Regions from separate parts of the Homo sapiens genome. Here region 2 is linked to region 1. Evidence: chromatin loops called from intact Hi-C (ENCODE). Cell type or tissue: PC-3. All regions are shown on one strand. Each heading gives the region's core, and the rest is flanking DNA. Links, peaks and the distances in the headings are about the cores only. Region 1 overlaps SLC9A9 (solute carrier family 9 member A9). Region 2 overlaps SLC9A9 (solute carrier family 9 member A9).

Region 1 (7,412 bases), core at 1,150-6,149:
GGGCTCTGGCAGGTGGGAAGGAGGTGGTTCAGTGGAATGTGTGGCCATGAGGATAAAGCAGAAGTTAGTCATGTCAGAGGCAGAGGTGGCCCTTCTAAAGCTCAGGCACCAACCTCTGGGCCTTAAAATGAAGCCCTCAGCAGTTTTATTGCTTCAGGAGTTCAGAGACTGCCCTGGGGCTGAATTCAGCCTGCCTCTGACATTGTTGGTTTTCCAGAGCAGCAGAATTAACCAATGCATACTACATTGTTTTCATGCTCACTTAAACCACATTCAAACTGTGCTTACAGCAGGAAAGGGACAGTTAAGAAAGAGTGAATGGTGCAGAAAACACAAGGAGCATATGCTGACGGTGGCTGAGAATTTTTGTGACTTTTGTTTGCCCCTCTCTTCTGCAGGGAGACCCACCTAGGGATTTTACAAGTGCTGAAAACACAGCAATTTATAATGTTTCCTGTGGGAAATCAACAAAGTCCTTTAAGGCATTTGAATGGTATCTTTAATCTCCACTGTGCTAATGCTGCTTGAGTTCTGGGAGGGTTCCCTTTTGCTTATGATTGGCAGAGTAAGGGGAAACACCCTATTCACTGGGTGCTCTGGAGAATGAGGAGAGTCGGGGTTACGGGGAAGACTAACGTGGTTCAAGGAGTTTGGCCCCTAACTAGGGGGACAAGTCATATACATGAAGGCTCCATGACTTCACAAGGCAGAGATGAGATACAGGTCATCCACAGTGAGGTGCCTCCAGGTCTTTGCTCTCAAAGCCCGCATGGCTCACGATGCTCTTCATGTTCCACAGGGTATCCCACCGGGTAAATGAAGCTGTATATGAGCCTGTCTGTGTTAGCCAAGGGCCACAGCAAGCCTTTGCTTACCGATGCAGGTCTTTACTGAATGTAGTGATACTCTCTTTGATGTGAAATTACAAAATGATAAACAGCTTGGTGGTAGAAAGCCACTTGAACAGTGTACACCCCAAAGGAGCTTTGCTGGTAAAACTGAAGCCGTTTAAATATATTCATGGACAAGAGGCTTTAAAGCAAGCCTGGCATAACTTTGGGGCATTGTTATTCTACAGAGCTTGGTCTAAAACTACAGATTTAAAGATGCTGTTCTTCAGAATTCTATTTACTGACTTGAGGGCAACTTTATTTGGTGACATCAGGAAGTTTGTCCATTTTCTGTGCTGTGCCCTTTCAGACAGGCTTACTCTTCTCTAGGATCTTACTGTGCTGACATATTCTTGTTAACCCAGTTTTTTTCTTTTATCATTCTCACCTTTCCAACCTTCCTCCCTTTCATCAAAACTTACCCATTCTAAGTTGCATTTTCTCAGGGCCCTACTTTTTGTTTGCCAAAGTGGTAAACAGTAACTGAGAATCTCATGAGTATTCATGAGTAAATGGAATGAGCTAGAATTCCTCTTGACTCTTTCCTCAACTCCTTCCTCCACTTTGTGGTAGAATATCTGCTTAACGGATATTCTAGGTACTCTCTGGAGCTTTAAAGGGAATTTCAGGCCATGTGAAAAAGGGTGTGGAGCTATGCCAGGGAGGGTGGGAAGTGTACTTATGAATAACGTGGGATCCTCACAGAAAACCTCAGATAAACACTTTTAACACAAACTAATATTCCTACTGCATCAGATACCTTAGCAGGTAATTATAGTCACTTTCTTACTAGACATTGGTCTCTCTACTTTTATCAAGAACCCAAGAGTTAGTCAAAGGCATCTTGGCAGTTAAACATATGCATCCTTCAAGCATTTAGGACAACCTAAGACTGTGATTGCTAATTTCACATCAGCCAGTATCTGCACTTTTTTTTTTTTCCAGAAGAAAAAAACCTTGTTATCTTTCAATGCAGAGTTATATTGAAGTGATCAATGTGTGCTCTGGATGGGCTGTGGTTTCTGTTTTCTATGCCAGCCTCCTTGAGGGCCCTTCTCTCAGAGTTCCCCATCTCCGCCCTGTACTATCAATTTGGCCATATGTAAAGTGTCCTTTAAAATACCTTCTAGGCAGTGTGTCATTTACTCATTCATCCATCCATCCATCCATCCATCCATCCATCCATCCATCCATCCACTCATCCATCCATCTCTACTCATCCATCCATCCAGCCACCTACCCACTTAACCACCCATCCCCTAATTACCCATCCATCCTTCTACCCACCTGACCACCCATACCCTTATTACCCATTCATCCTTCCACCCACCCATCAGCCCAACCACCCATCCCTTAACTACCCATCCATCCACCCACCCACTCATCAATCCAACCATTCTGGGTGGTTTGGCCTTACTGAAATAGGAGAGGGAGACAGGTTGCTGAGGAAGGTGCCTGCACAGTGGAGCTCCACCCTTTAAGATCAACGTAGAGCAAAATGAGTATAAAGTAACAATTTTATACAAACAAGATGGGCTTCCTACAAAACAGTTTCTGAAAGGACTCATGTACTGTTACAGAGCAGCATCTCAGTGGAGATACGCCCTCATGTCAATAAAACAGACAATATATTTTCAGCTCCCAAGGTCAGAATGCTCACCAAGCTCTCACATGTTTAAAAACTGGACAATTATAGCATTGTTGGCTTTTGCAAATTGCTTGCTACCTATGTAAATTCTAACTTTAAACTCACATGGGCTGGGCACGGTGGCTCATGCCTGTAATCCCAGCACTTTGGGAGGCTGAGGCGGGTAGATCACCTGAGGTAGGAGTTCAAGGCCAGCATGGCCAACACAGGGAAACCCCGTCTCTACTAAAAATATAAAAATTAGCCCAGTGTGGTAGTGGGTGCCTGTAATCCCAGCTACTTGGGAGGCTGAGGGAGGGAGAATTGCTTGAACCCGGGAGGCAGAGGTTGCAGTGAGCCAAGATTGTTGTGCTACCGCACTCCAGCCTGGGTGACAGAGTGAAACTCCATCTCAATAAATAAATAAATAAACTCACATGTTGCAAGTAAGCGTTATTAGCACTAGAAAGTGAAATGGGACTGGTGAGTTCAGTTAGTAGAGACGAACAAAGGCTTGCTTAGGCATAAAACAAGATGGGAGAGGACATGATGTTGTGTAAGAAAACTGCCAGCCCATGGGGCCCGGTGGGGTGGGAGCTAGGGATGAATGACAAAGATTTTCCTACTAAGTTGGAAGAATGTTCTCTGAGGTTATGGTCCTTTGATTGTTTCTAGTACTTAAGCATGATCAACTGCCATTTGAGCTACATAAAGTATGACTAAGGACTCCATTTACAGCCTCTGGGAAAGAAAGAGTCTTTTGAATCCTCTGTAGCCTGCTCTGGCTAAAGAGACACATTAAGGTATGGTATAAAACAAGCCACCCCTGTAGGGGAACAGATTAGGGCTTGGGGGTGTGGGGGCTGGGGGCCAGAATATTACATTTGAGATACAAAATTACATTGAGAGGCAAGGTTTAAAATCATTTGTCTCACCACATGTTTTCCATTTGTGACTTCTCAAAGCCACAACAAAGGCTCTCCCCTCCTTGCCCATGTGCCTGCTATACTGATAAGGTGAACAGTTTTTTTTTTTAAAGGTTTTCAGCATAATAGTGTTTTAAGACGTAATCTCATTTGCTGCTCCTTTAATTGCTGTTTTGTAATGTTTTATCTATTTTAATTACTGTTTTAATGTGCTGCTTGTACCCTGAGGTGCTTCTGTGAAGGGTACCATTTTAAGAAATGAAGAACTAGATAAACAAATAAATCCACAGGTAAGGGATCATAGTAGTCTACCCTGTGTTTAAATGAGCATTTTTAATTTGCCTGGTATTGAGTGTTGACTAGCAATAGTCTCTTTTTCATGTGTAAGGACAGAGGTATGATGTCTAAGGTCCAACACAAAGCATACGTAGAGCTGGGAATAAAAGGCAATATTCCCAAGGGCTGTCCTAATTCACAATAAGTAGAACTTATGCTATCATGTTTAAGTTTGATCTTATGTTCCCAACAATTCTTTAGAAGTAGCAATAGCTCTAATGAAGGCAAAAGTATATATTTTCCATTTAACTCTAGTAGCAATTGAATTGTAGTTTTCTTGGCCAGGAAACAAATTCAATAGACCCAGTTCTTAACCTGAGTCATGTTACCCTTAGTCACACACATGACACGATTGCATTCCTTGGCTTACTAAAGCAGGAAATGGACCAGTGGCTTGGGGTTTCCTGACTGGATAAGTAGGTGGTGTAATGACTTAACATCCCTTCACTCCCCCACGGCCACACCCAGATTTTTATTTCCGTATTTAAACACAAGCAAGGTCAAAACAACAGATGAAATTTAATAAAACAGTAGTAGTGACGCCTAAATGTTTTTACTGACTTCCTAAAAATGCTTTGGAATCAGCTTCAACTGCATTTATAAATGAAGAAGGAAATGAAGCTCAACACCCCAGCTACGAAATTGTTTGGTCCTAAATTGGCCAGATGCCTAGATTTCCTTTATGTAAACAGGGTCAAATGTGAGGCCAGCCAATTGTAAACTAAGATTCTAGCCTCCTATATTCTCATAGTCGGAGATGTTAATGAAGTTGCCAGGTTTCCACAAAGTTGAAGTGCAACCTCTTCCTATCATGAAGCCCAGGCAGATGCAACCAGCCCAGGTAATGGCACAGCAGCCTAGGCCACTTGGAACAAATGTGGTTCATGGAGTGCAAAAGAAATAACTTTATCATGCCCCACCTTTCCCCAACACACACGTACATACCTACTTTTTCAGACTCTGGAGCGGGGTCCTTGACTTTTTAATAGTCTCAGATAGTTTATTTTTAAGTCCTCTGGTGACTTCTAATCACATAAATAGTCTCAGCTTAGTAATATGTAATAATAACAATCCCTAAATTTCAGCTGGAGTGAGTCTTCCTACCCCATCAGCTTGGGCCTGCCACCAGGGGTGAAGGGGCAATCTTCTTATTTTCCTTCTCTTCCTTACCCCATTCCTAGTTGCTAGCTTGACTTCTCCAAGGTGAGGGGACAGAGGAAAAGGAAGAGGTAAATGGGAAAGAAAGGTTTCATTCAATTGGCATGAATGTGGCATATTTCCCTTTGGCTGTGGTGGATGTTGGAAGCTGGCCCATGTGGGCATTTGTGAGGTCTCTTCAGGGTTCCGTCTACCCCTGGGCCCTCTGATGGGCAGTTTCCTGATATGGACTGTGTGTCCATCCACCACTGCCTTGGCCCCTGAACATCTAACTCCATAGCCCCGGTTTTCCTCTGCTGTGATCTTCTCACCCCTTCAGGTAACATTCTAGGTCAGAAAGTAAGCCACCTCCACAGAGGCTCTCTCCATTATATCACACATGTCAATCAATAGGAAACACACTCTTTAGATACATTCTTGGTGGGAATGTAGGAACTTCTCAAGCTGTGGCTCACTCTGCTGTTGTAGACCACTTCAGCTAGTTTTTGACACCTTAGATTTCTTAGATGTGAGTCAGACAGTGAGTATATCACGGGGTTCCCCAGTCCTTTGAGGACATGCATGAAACTTGTCAATGGTCTCACTGAAGCCACATCTCATGGGCTTAAGATGAGGACAAACAACTTATTACCCCTTTCACATAGGAGATGTGATTCACAGGTTTACTTTGACCAATGGAATGTGAGTAGACATGATACATGCCATGTCCCAGCAGAAGCTCTTGGAAACTTTGGGAGTTTCAATCCTTTTGCTCCTTTCCTCTGCTACAAGAGAATAGCATGCTACGGATGGGACTGCTCCTTTAGCCTGGGTCTAAGAGTGAGAAAACAGATGGCACAGAGCTCCAAACAGAGTCAAGCCGAGCTGAGCTGCAGATGAACCCAGCAGAGTCAAGCAGATCTGTAGCTGACACCATACCTTTATGGAATTTGAACAAAACACTGATCTTTATGGTTGTAAACCATTGTGATATTAGGACTAGTTCCTGCAGCAAAAACTGGCATATACACTAGCCAATAGGTGGCCAGGGAGGTATGAGATTAATTAGGTGGAGTGTGTCTTAGAATCCAAGTGAAGAAAGTGTTTCAAGTAAGATCAATTATGTTAAAAGTTTTTGATTGTCCAATAAAATGCAAAGTGAAGCTTGACCATTGGACTTAGCAACGCTGAGGGGAGTATCAAGACTAACAAGAACAGCTTTGGTAGAATGATGGGGCTACAGACTGCTCAGAGTAAGTTTAAGAAAGAGTGAGAAGAAAGGATTGGTAGACACTATGAATTATAGCTCTTTTGAAGGATTTTGCTGTAAAGGACAGCAGAGAATGGGGCTGTAGCTGGAGAGAAATGTTTTATTTTAAAAAATAAAAGTAATTAATCTGGGTTTTTAAATTATCCAGTGAAAAGGACAAAATAATGATATGAGGGAAAAAAAGAGACAAATATTGGAGTAATGTCTTCCAATAAGTAGAGAGGATATGATTAACAGGCAAGTAGAAGGGGGGGCCCTAACTGGAGTGAGGCCAGTTTGTCGGTTGTAATATGGTGGAAGGTGGAGTTTAAGGAAACTGATGCAGGAGGTAGATACACTGGGGACCTCGTGGAAGTTATCTTCTGACTGTTTCTATTCTCTTACGAATTGGAAAGATGATCTGCTTAAAGAGAAGGCTGGGGAAGGGGTTATGGGGGCTTGAGGAGAGAAAGTTGGAACCTGTTGCTCAGCAGAGTGGGAAGGTAAATGGGTTAGGGCACTTCGGGATGATTGATGAGCAGCTCCTAAAGGCCCTGAATGCCTACTGGGTGCCAGGCACTGTGCTAACAGCTGAGAGACAGAGGGAAGAGGTCCAGACCTCACTTTTACCCTCAGGAGTCTCACAGTCTAAGGTGGAAAGTTGTCATTCAGATCCATTAGTGAACCATGAGTTACTTCTGTGGGGTGTGATCTATCAGGATGGGAAATGTGGGAATGCGGTGGGAGTACAAAGCAGGAAAGTACCTTAGCTGGGGCAGGAGGCTGCTGATGGGTAAAAGGTTCTCAGGAGAGATGACTGACTCTTAGTGTGAGGCATGGAAGAAGAAATAGGTGGTGTGGCACATTTGGGGGAAATTAAAATGCTTCAATATGGCTGAGATATAAGGTAGGTGTGTATGTGTGTGTGTGTGTGTGTGTGCATGCACACATGTGTGCACACAATCATATGTGTATGTACTCACATGCATGTTTAGAAGAGGGTTATATGTGTGACAAAGTGATTCCCAGAGACACATGTGTTGAAAGCCATGATCAATATTCTGCCTTCCTGTTTCCCTGTGACATGCACCACATACTTGAAACTACCACCTTATCCCCCTCTAAGCCTCATCTATTGCAAATATACTTGGAGGAAGCCGAAGTTATAAAGTTGTTATTTATTTTTACAGCATGCATTGGGAGCTATAAGACACACTGCACAACCCAATGAGAAATTAATTGTGAAG
Region 2 (7,412 bases), core at 1,668-6,667, 200 kb after region 1:
TGAAAGATGAAGGAGAGCTTCCAGAGAGAACATGACATGTCCACAATTGGAAACACCAAAGCCACAAAGAAGAGAGCCTAAAATTCTGGAGAGAAAAATGGAGGGGCCCCATGGAAGATACTTTACCAGTTTCCTAATAAATAGGTATTTTTTGCACAGTCTGAAATTGTTAAGGGCTACCTACAGTGTCATAGCAGATATAAATTGATTTCAGCATTTCCTTACCAAATTAAAAAGAATTATCTGTTGTCACAGTCTTTTTTTTTTTTTTTTTTTTTTTTGAGACAGAGTCTTGCTCTGTTGCCTAGGCAACAGAGTGCAGTGGCGCAATCTTGACTCACTGCAAGCTCTGCCTCCCGGGTTCATGCCATTATCCTGCTTCAGCCTCCCAAGTAGCTGGGACTACAGGTGCCTGCCACCATGCCCAGCTAATTTTTTGTATTTTTAGTAGAGACAGGGTTTCACCATGTTAGCCAGGATGGTCTCGATCTCCTGACCTCGTGATCCGCCAGCCTTGGCCTCCCAAAGTGCTGGGATTACAGGCGTGAGCCACTGTGCCCGGCCTGTTGTCGCAGTCTTTTGCATCATTTTGAGAAGCATTCTGGTGAAGGTAGCTATTGGAGTGAAAATTGCATTGCTCTAATAAACAGGTCTTTTGCTGTGTCTCCACTTTTCCCCCACTTTCTCTATACACATTATTTCTCCCTCTATGACCTTTCAGTGTCCCGTCTTTGAATATTGTAGTGGATTATGAGTAATTGTTTCTAACTTATTTTGCCCGCCACTCCCATTAACTATCATCACTATTATTGTCATAGTCATGCCTTATTAGATTTATGAATGTTTCTACCAATTTCTCTGCTCAATTCTCCTTGTTTCTCCCTTATTCTGAGTTTAGTTTCCTATTTCTACTCAATAATATTCTTCAGAAGTTCTATCATTGATGAGTGATGAAGTACCTGAAAATGTATTTAATCTTATTCTTAAATGACATTTTAGTTGAATTTAGAACCTGGGCTGTCAATGAATTTCCTGCAATACTTTGAACCTATTATTCCTCTATCCTCTAGCAGCTAAGCAGCTATTGTTGCCAATGAGAAAACTATTGCCATCCAAATTGTAAGTAAGTGTAAGTAATCCTTATTGGAAATAAACCATCTCTCCTCTCTGGTTGCTTTTAAAATTTCTTCTTTCTCTTTGATGATCTCACATTTCACAACAATAATCAATCAAATATTTTCTTTGTCTTGCTTCCTCAAATATCTTATAAAGCTGTTCCCCTCCTCTAGGTGGAGGCTTAACACTTGAGGCCTGGAGCTGCCTGATTCACAAATCTCTGTTGCTCAAATAGACTCTTTAAAATTAAAAACACAACAAAATAAACCTAAAACCTGCAATGTATTTGAATGTGAATTAGTGTTAATTTATCCAGCTCTAGACATAATGTGATGCTTCAATTTATCTCTTTAATTTTGGAAAATTATCAACCATTATCCCTTCAAAATATTGCCACAATTCAATTCTCTTTAGTTTCTCCTTTTGAAATTTTTATTGATGAATTCTGGATTTTTAAAAAGTGCTATCCTCCATATCTCTTAACTAGCCTTTCATATTTTTTATCTGTACTACATGCTGGGCCATTTGCCAACTTTATATTCTGTTTCATCGCTGGGTTTAATATGACATTTATGTCATTCCCTTTAGTTTTTAATGTCAATATTTGCACTTTTCATTTTGAAAAGTTCTTTTTTTCCTATTATACCATTCTTTTCTAATTTTTCCCCACTCCACTGTTTACCTCTTTAGTCTCTTTAGTGTGCTCATTTGATAATCTTTCTCATATTTTTGTAATTTTTGTTTAGTTCCTTAGGGTGCTTGTCCTTCTGATTTACTTTTGTTTTGCTTATCTCCTTTCTTTCCTTCCTTTGCTCAACATGGTGGAGTTATTCTTCTTGCGGCCTGTACATTTTTTATTGTGAGCTCATTTTCAGAAAAGATTCTGTTTTTTAAGTGGGATTTCTATGTACCTGGGATGTGAAAGTATCACCTCAGGGCAGTTTCAGTGTATTTGGAAATAGGAAGAGGGGATACGGCTGTGACAGTTGTTTCAATAGTCCTGAAAACTCTCCATGTTAATTTATTGGCTTACATTTCCTGTATCACAACTGCCCAGGCTAGGGATTTTGATTTCTCAAATTCCAGATAGATGGCAAGTTTCGTTGCTATTTCTTAAGGCTGCTCTACACAGTCTATGTGACTGAAGGAACACTTTGAAATTGCAGGCCCTATTCAAAGAGCTTTGCTCAAGTTGTATTACCATGAGTGAACCTTTAGACAGGGTTCTGATTTCCACATGGAAATGGGATTCCAGCTCCAAAACCTCTGGGCAGTATATGCCATATAAAATCACATGGCCACTGACAGTGGCAGCTTCCCACTCTTGCTGTGATTTTTCTCTTGTTTCTCACACTTGGAGAATTTCCTTTTCTCTCCTTCAAAATCAACTCTACATTTAGTAATGTTCGCTTTTTAAAATAAAGCCTTTCTTTGAGTTTTTAGTGCATAGGACCTATCATTTTAATCCACCATGTTCTGAACATTCTAGGATCATGAAATATGGTTGTTATTATTCTTACTTGTCCTCCAACCACTTTCTTCCAATAATGGATTCCATGTCACTGGTCACAGGGATGGGAATGTGACTCAGATCTGACCAGTGACCTTGTTTAATTCCCTTCGAGTATTATGTGATTGGCTTATGGGTGATCTTCTGATACAAGCAGAGGCAAACAGAGTCTTTGTGACTGATATGCAAATATTGGGAGAATGAAATGTTATTTTGAGCTAAAAAAAAAAAAAAGTAAGCCTGGAGATGCCATTAGTCACCTTCTCCTGCTTTCTAGAGTAAGCTATCTATCTGCACCATGAAAGAATGAGGCTAGCACTCAGAGACAATCGGGGCCAAGAGAGAAAAAGAACAGATAGACAGCCATGTTTGAAGTCTTAAGCCTGGCATGTCCAGAGTCAGCTCAATCCCTGTTAAACAGGCCAGTGGACAAATTTTGCTGAAGCTAATTTGAATTGGGTTTCTATCACTTTCATCACTTGCATCTGACTTATATACCAATAAATTAAAGTACATTGGAACTGAGATAAGAAACCATCCACATGGATTTCTTTTATTTATTTTTGGTAGGCCAATTTGTCACGCATGACTTGACACGAGCAAAGCAAGTTCTAAGTTACGGGGTAGAGTTCTGGAGACGCTGCCAGTGAATGTCAGATCTCATCCGTGAGACAAAAGACAGAGTCACAGAATATAATCAAGGTCAAGTCCCAGTAATCTGAACAGGGACATTAAGAGGTAGGGTAGGGGAGATGCCAGAGTCAGGAACCAGGGAACAGGAATGAGAGAAAAACAAACAAGACAGCAGCAGCAGGCAGGGGTGTGGGCAGCACACCGAGCACACAACTTAAAGCTGGAATTCAGCTGAGCACTGCTTCCCAGCCTCTGTTTAAAGATCCCAGGGTGGCCTTGCCATTCCTGCCATGTGATGCCACCTGGTGTCTGAAAAATGAAGTCAGCATGAAATTGACTCCCAAGACAAGGAGTCCTTAAGCAAAAACAGCCATAACTTTTTTTTTTTTTAATTATGTATCACCCCAGTATCTAGACAGGCATCAAAATAAATGAGTTTCATGCTGATTATCAGTTTTCAAGGCAAATATCAAAGTGAATTACCTTCAGAAAGATGTGTCAAGATATAAGAAACTTGTTCTTAAGTTAAGCAGATTCATGAGAAATATACCTCTGGTTGTGATAACAGTTTCAGTTAATTCTGATCAAAAGGGGACAGCTTCTTATCACCTCTGTGTTTACAACTATGGGTCAAATTGGAGGAGCACTAATGAGGGTTTCTAACAAGGCTTTTCAAATAGTTGGAAGAAGCAGAATGAACATGAAATATCTATCTCTGGAAGAGGTTTTAATGATTAGTATTATAAAACGTCTCCCCATCTGCTTCTGAAGGGGTCTATGAACTCATTCATTCAGTAGTTATTGGAGAACCTACCAAATAATTGCCTATGTGTTGTGAGGGATGGAGAAAATTTGCCTTTAAGGAACTCGAAATCTACTTCAAGATGACGTTACCAAGAGAAAAAATGGAATTATTTTAGGAATATATTTTTATAACCAAACCCTATACATGTAAGCTATTTTCTGAAATGGTTTCTAGGGTGAGGTTTTGTTACGCATATTAAATCCCTTTATAGATATTGTTTGCCTACTTCAGTGAGGAGTTATTGAGGGCCGAGATGAGTGGCTATGCCCATCCAGTCTTTGTCACCAACACTTGGCATAATGTCTGGCACATACTGATCCTCAGTACATTTCTCTTGAACGGTTGGATGATAGTTCAAGGTTCCCCTCAGTTCCACGGTTGCTTGAGTCTTATAGCCATCCAATTACCTTCCATATTAAATTTCCCTCAAGATACATGGGCGGTAAGAAATGTAGTCTTTCAAAATGCCACTCAAAGTGCCAAGCGTTCACTGGTATCACACTTTAAATGACATTATCTAGCAAGAACTTCTCTGCAGCATAACAGTCTCATTTAAAAAGACAAAATTGGTGCTCCATTTCTTCATCTTTTTAAATAATTGATGACATCGAATTTCCTTATAAGCATTTACTTAACAGGGAATAAAGACATCTAGTATGTATTTATTGTCATCCAAGAGTCAGCTGTTTAATGAGATACTTATTTTATCTCTAAGAAAACCTGGAGGCATTTGCACACTGTGGAATTATTTTATGAGTAGGTTTCAGTACAACAATAGCAGTATTTCTGTTTTGCAGATAAATGGCCCAAAACAGCCAACATCTTCTTTCTCTTCTATCATGGGTAGCAAAAGAATTTCAGACTTCTACCTCTGTGCAATCTGCACTTAAATGAACATTGCCAATTATTAAGTATGTTAATGGGGATTTTTGGGACCAGAGTCTATCATAAGTAGTTTGCTCTATTTTGGTAAATATATGCAAGCCAAAAGAAAAAAATAAAAATCACTTGTGATTCCACATAACACTTCTGACTCCATGTAATTTATATATAAATAATACAAATGTTATATGTTATTTATATATACAGGTATAATAAAATATATAAAATTTAATAATATATAATTATATTCATATATAATACATATAATGTATGTTAGTATATATAATATATAATTTTAGGTGCATTTGCACATATAAATTTGGCTGTGAATTTTTAACCAAGCTAGATCTTATTATATATTAAATTTTCTTATTTGATAGTTATTAAATATAAATATTATATATTAAATTTCCTGTTTACTTAAAAATGTATTGTGAATATCTTTTCCCATCAATATATTTTTTCTTTATTATTTTTTAAATGACTTCATAGGGTTCCATGATATTAATATGCTATAATTCACTCAACCAACTAGTAACCATTGTGCACAACTTCTTGCTCAAATCAATGCATTCATCTCCATGGAGAGACTATTGCACATGCCCATAATTACTTCTTAGAATAAATTTCTAGAAACAAAATTGCTGGATCAAATGATTCACAAAATCTAATGGCTCAGTAAACACTGCCTTTGTAAAAGTTTTATCACTTTCCTTTTTCACCAATCATATAGGAGGGTTCTCAATTCCCAAACCCTGACTTACTCCAAGTATGATTATTCTTTTTTGAGTCCTGAAGATTTAAATATTTGCCAGGTAAAAATAATACTCCATTGTTGGTTTAATTTGTTTTACTTCATTATTAGTAAAGCTGATCTTATTTAGTATAGCTGTTGTCCATTTATGTTTCTTCTTTTGTTTATTAACTATTTATATCATTTGTCCATTTTTCTATTATGCTTACCTTTTATTATTGGTCTTTGATGATAGGAGTAACAGCAACAGCTAACATTTAATGTGTATTGAGCATGACCCACCAGGCCCTGATTTAGGTGTTTTATGTTTAATCCCATCCTGTGAGGTAAGTGCTATTACTGTCTATTTTACAAATGAGTCTGCCAAGGCGCAGGGGGATTGAGTAACTTGCCCAAGGTAACGTAAATAATGAATTAGGTATAGTGATGAGATTAACAATTTATCATGTATATTACAAAGACTATTAACTGATCAACACATGTGTTGAAAATGCTTCCCTTGGTTTATCATTCGTCATTTAATTTTTTTGTAGTGGGTTTTTGCCTGCTAGGATTGCTTGACTCTATTGCCATCAAACAAATGGGCTTTTATTTTATAGTTTCTGCTTTTGATATCTTGATCACCTGAAGAAGAATACATAAGTAAATATAATTCAAACACATTAAAAACATTCAGACTGCATAGAAGAGTATAAAATAAAGAGTTAAATTATTTTTCATCCTTTGCCTATATCGTGATCCTACACAGCAAAGGTATCTGATTTTAACCATTTATGTCTTTATTTTTTCTGATTGTTATTCTATGACTCCTAAGAATACGCATATATTTTCATTTCTTGACTTAGCAACTCCACATAGCATCTGTTCGTTTCCTAGTATGCCAGATGCAGAATTTTAGTTAGCTTCTTCCTTCCTTTTTTTCTTCTTTTTTCTGCTTAACTTCCACAAGTAATATCAGTTTTGGTTGTGAGCACCTTTATAACTTTAAGTAACATATTAATACTTCAACCTCTATTTTTTGATTTATCAACTTTAGACAGTATGTCTTAACTAAGTGATTCATTCCTAATAGAGGAAATCACGTGTAAAAATGGTTATTCTCTAAGTTTCCTGGATCATAAAATGCCATATTTATGAAGAAATGTTCACTAGAAGCAGACTTATCTTTAGTAATTTTAATAAAACCAGAGAGATCTCTGTAAGTAGAATGAAAGATATTGATATAAATAAGGGTAGAAATTATATTTATATTTATATAGCATAGGCTCTGTAGATTACAGGGCCTTTACAACCATATTACTTTATTTATTACTCAGAATAGTTTTGTAATGTATATAGAACAACTATTCTCACATTTTCTAGATCAAGAAATTAGCATAGGGAGTTTATGGCCATACAAAATCACTGTAGTGGTCATCTAGGTCAGCAGTCCCCAGACTTTTCGGCACCAGGGAACTGTTTCGTGGAAGGCGATTTTTCCACGGATTGGGGGAGGGGATGGCTTCGGGATGAAAGGCATTCCTCAGGCATTAGACGCTCATAGGGAGTGCGCAACCTAGATCCCTCACATGCGCAGTTCACAATAGGGTTTGCGCTGCTAGGAGAATCTAATGCCGCCGCTGATCTCACAGAGGCGGAGCTCAGGCAGTACTGCTCACTGGCCCATTGCTCACCTCCTGCTGTGTGGCCCAGTTCCTAACAGGCCACAGACC

Evidence for each region. Hi-C counts contacts between places; a loop is a spot of excess contacts. Peaks named below come from ENCODE experiments on the same cell type or tissue, not always from the same donor. Only the 100,000 strongest peaks of a DNase experiment are listed, where the experiment ranks them.
Region 2: a loop joins it to region 1, with 4 times the contacts of the local background. A loop is called at or near these places in 22 of 110 quality-filtered maps.

Annotation. Positions count from the first base shown.
Region 1 is chr3:143,439,794-143,447,205 of GRCh38, forward strand. All of the region lies in intron 12 of SLC9A9 (solute carrier family 9 member A9), which reads right to left. Among named protein-coding and RNA genes, the nearest start is that of SLC9A9-AS1, 100 kb to the left of the region's middle. RefSeq lists an enhancer at 3,684-4,883. In PC-3, for the core only: no CTCF peak of the experiment used is centred there; a DNase peak (open chromatin) is centred at 4,168; H3K4me3 peaks cover 640 bases; H3K27ac peaks cover 2,537 bases.
Region 2 is chr3:143,641,129-143,648,540 of GRCh38, forward strand. All of the region lies in intron 6 of SLC9A9 (solute carrier family 9 member A9), which reads right to left. All of the region lies in intron 1 of LOC102724120 (a long non-coding RNA gene), which reads left to right. Among named protein-coding and RNA genes, the nearest start is that of SLC9A9, 200 kb to the right of the region's middle. RefSeq lists enhancers at 6,833-7,334, 7,335-7,412. In PC-3, for the core only: a CTCF peak has its summit at 3,573 (motif pointing left); a DNase peak (open chromatin) is centred at 3,543.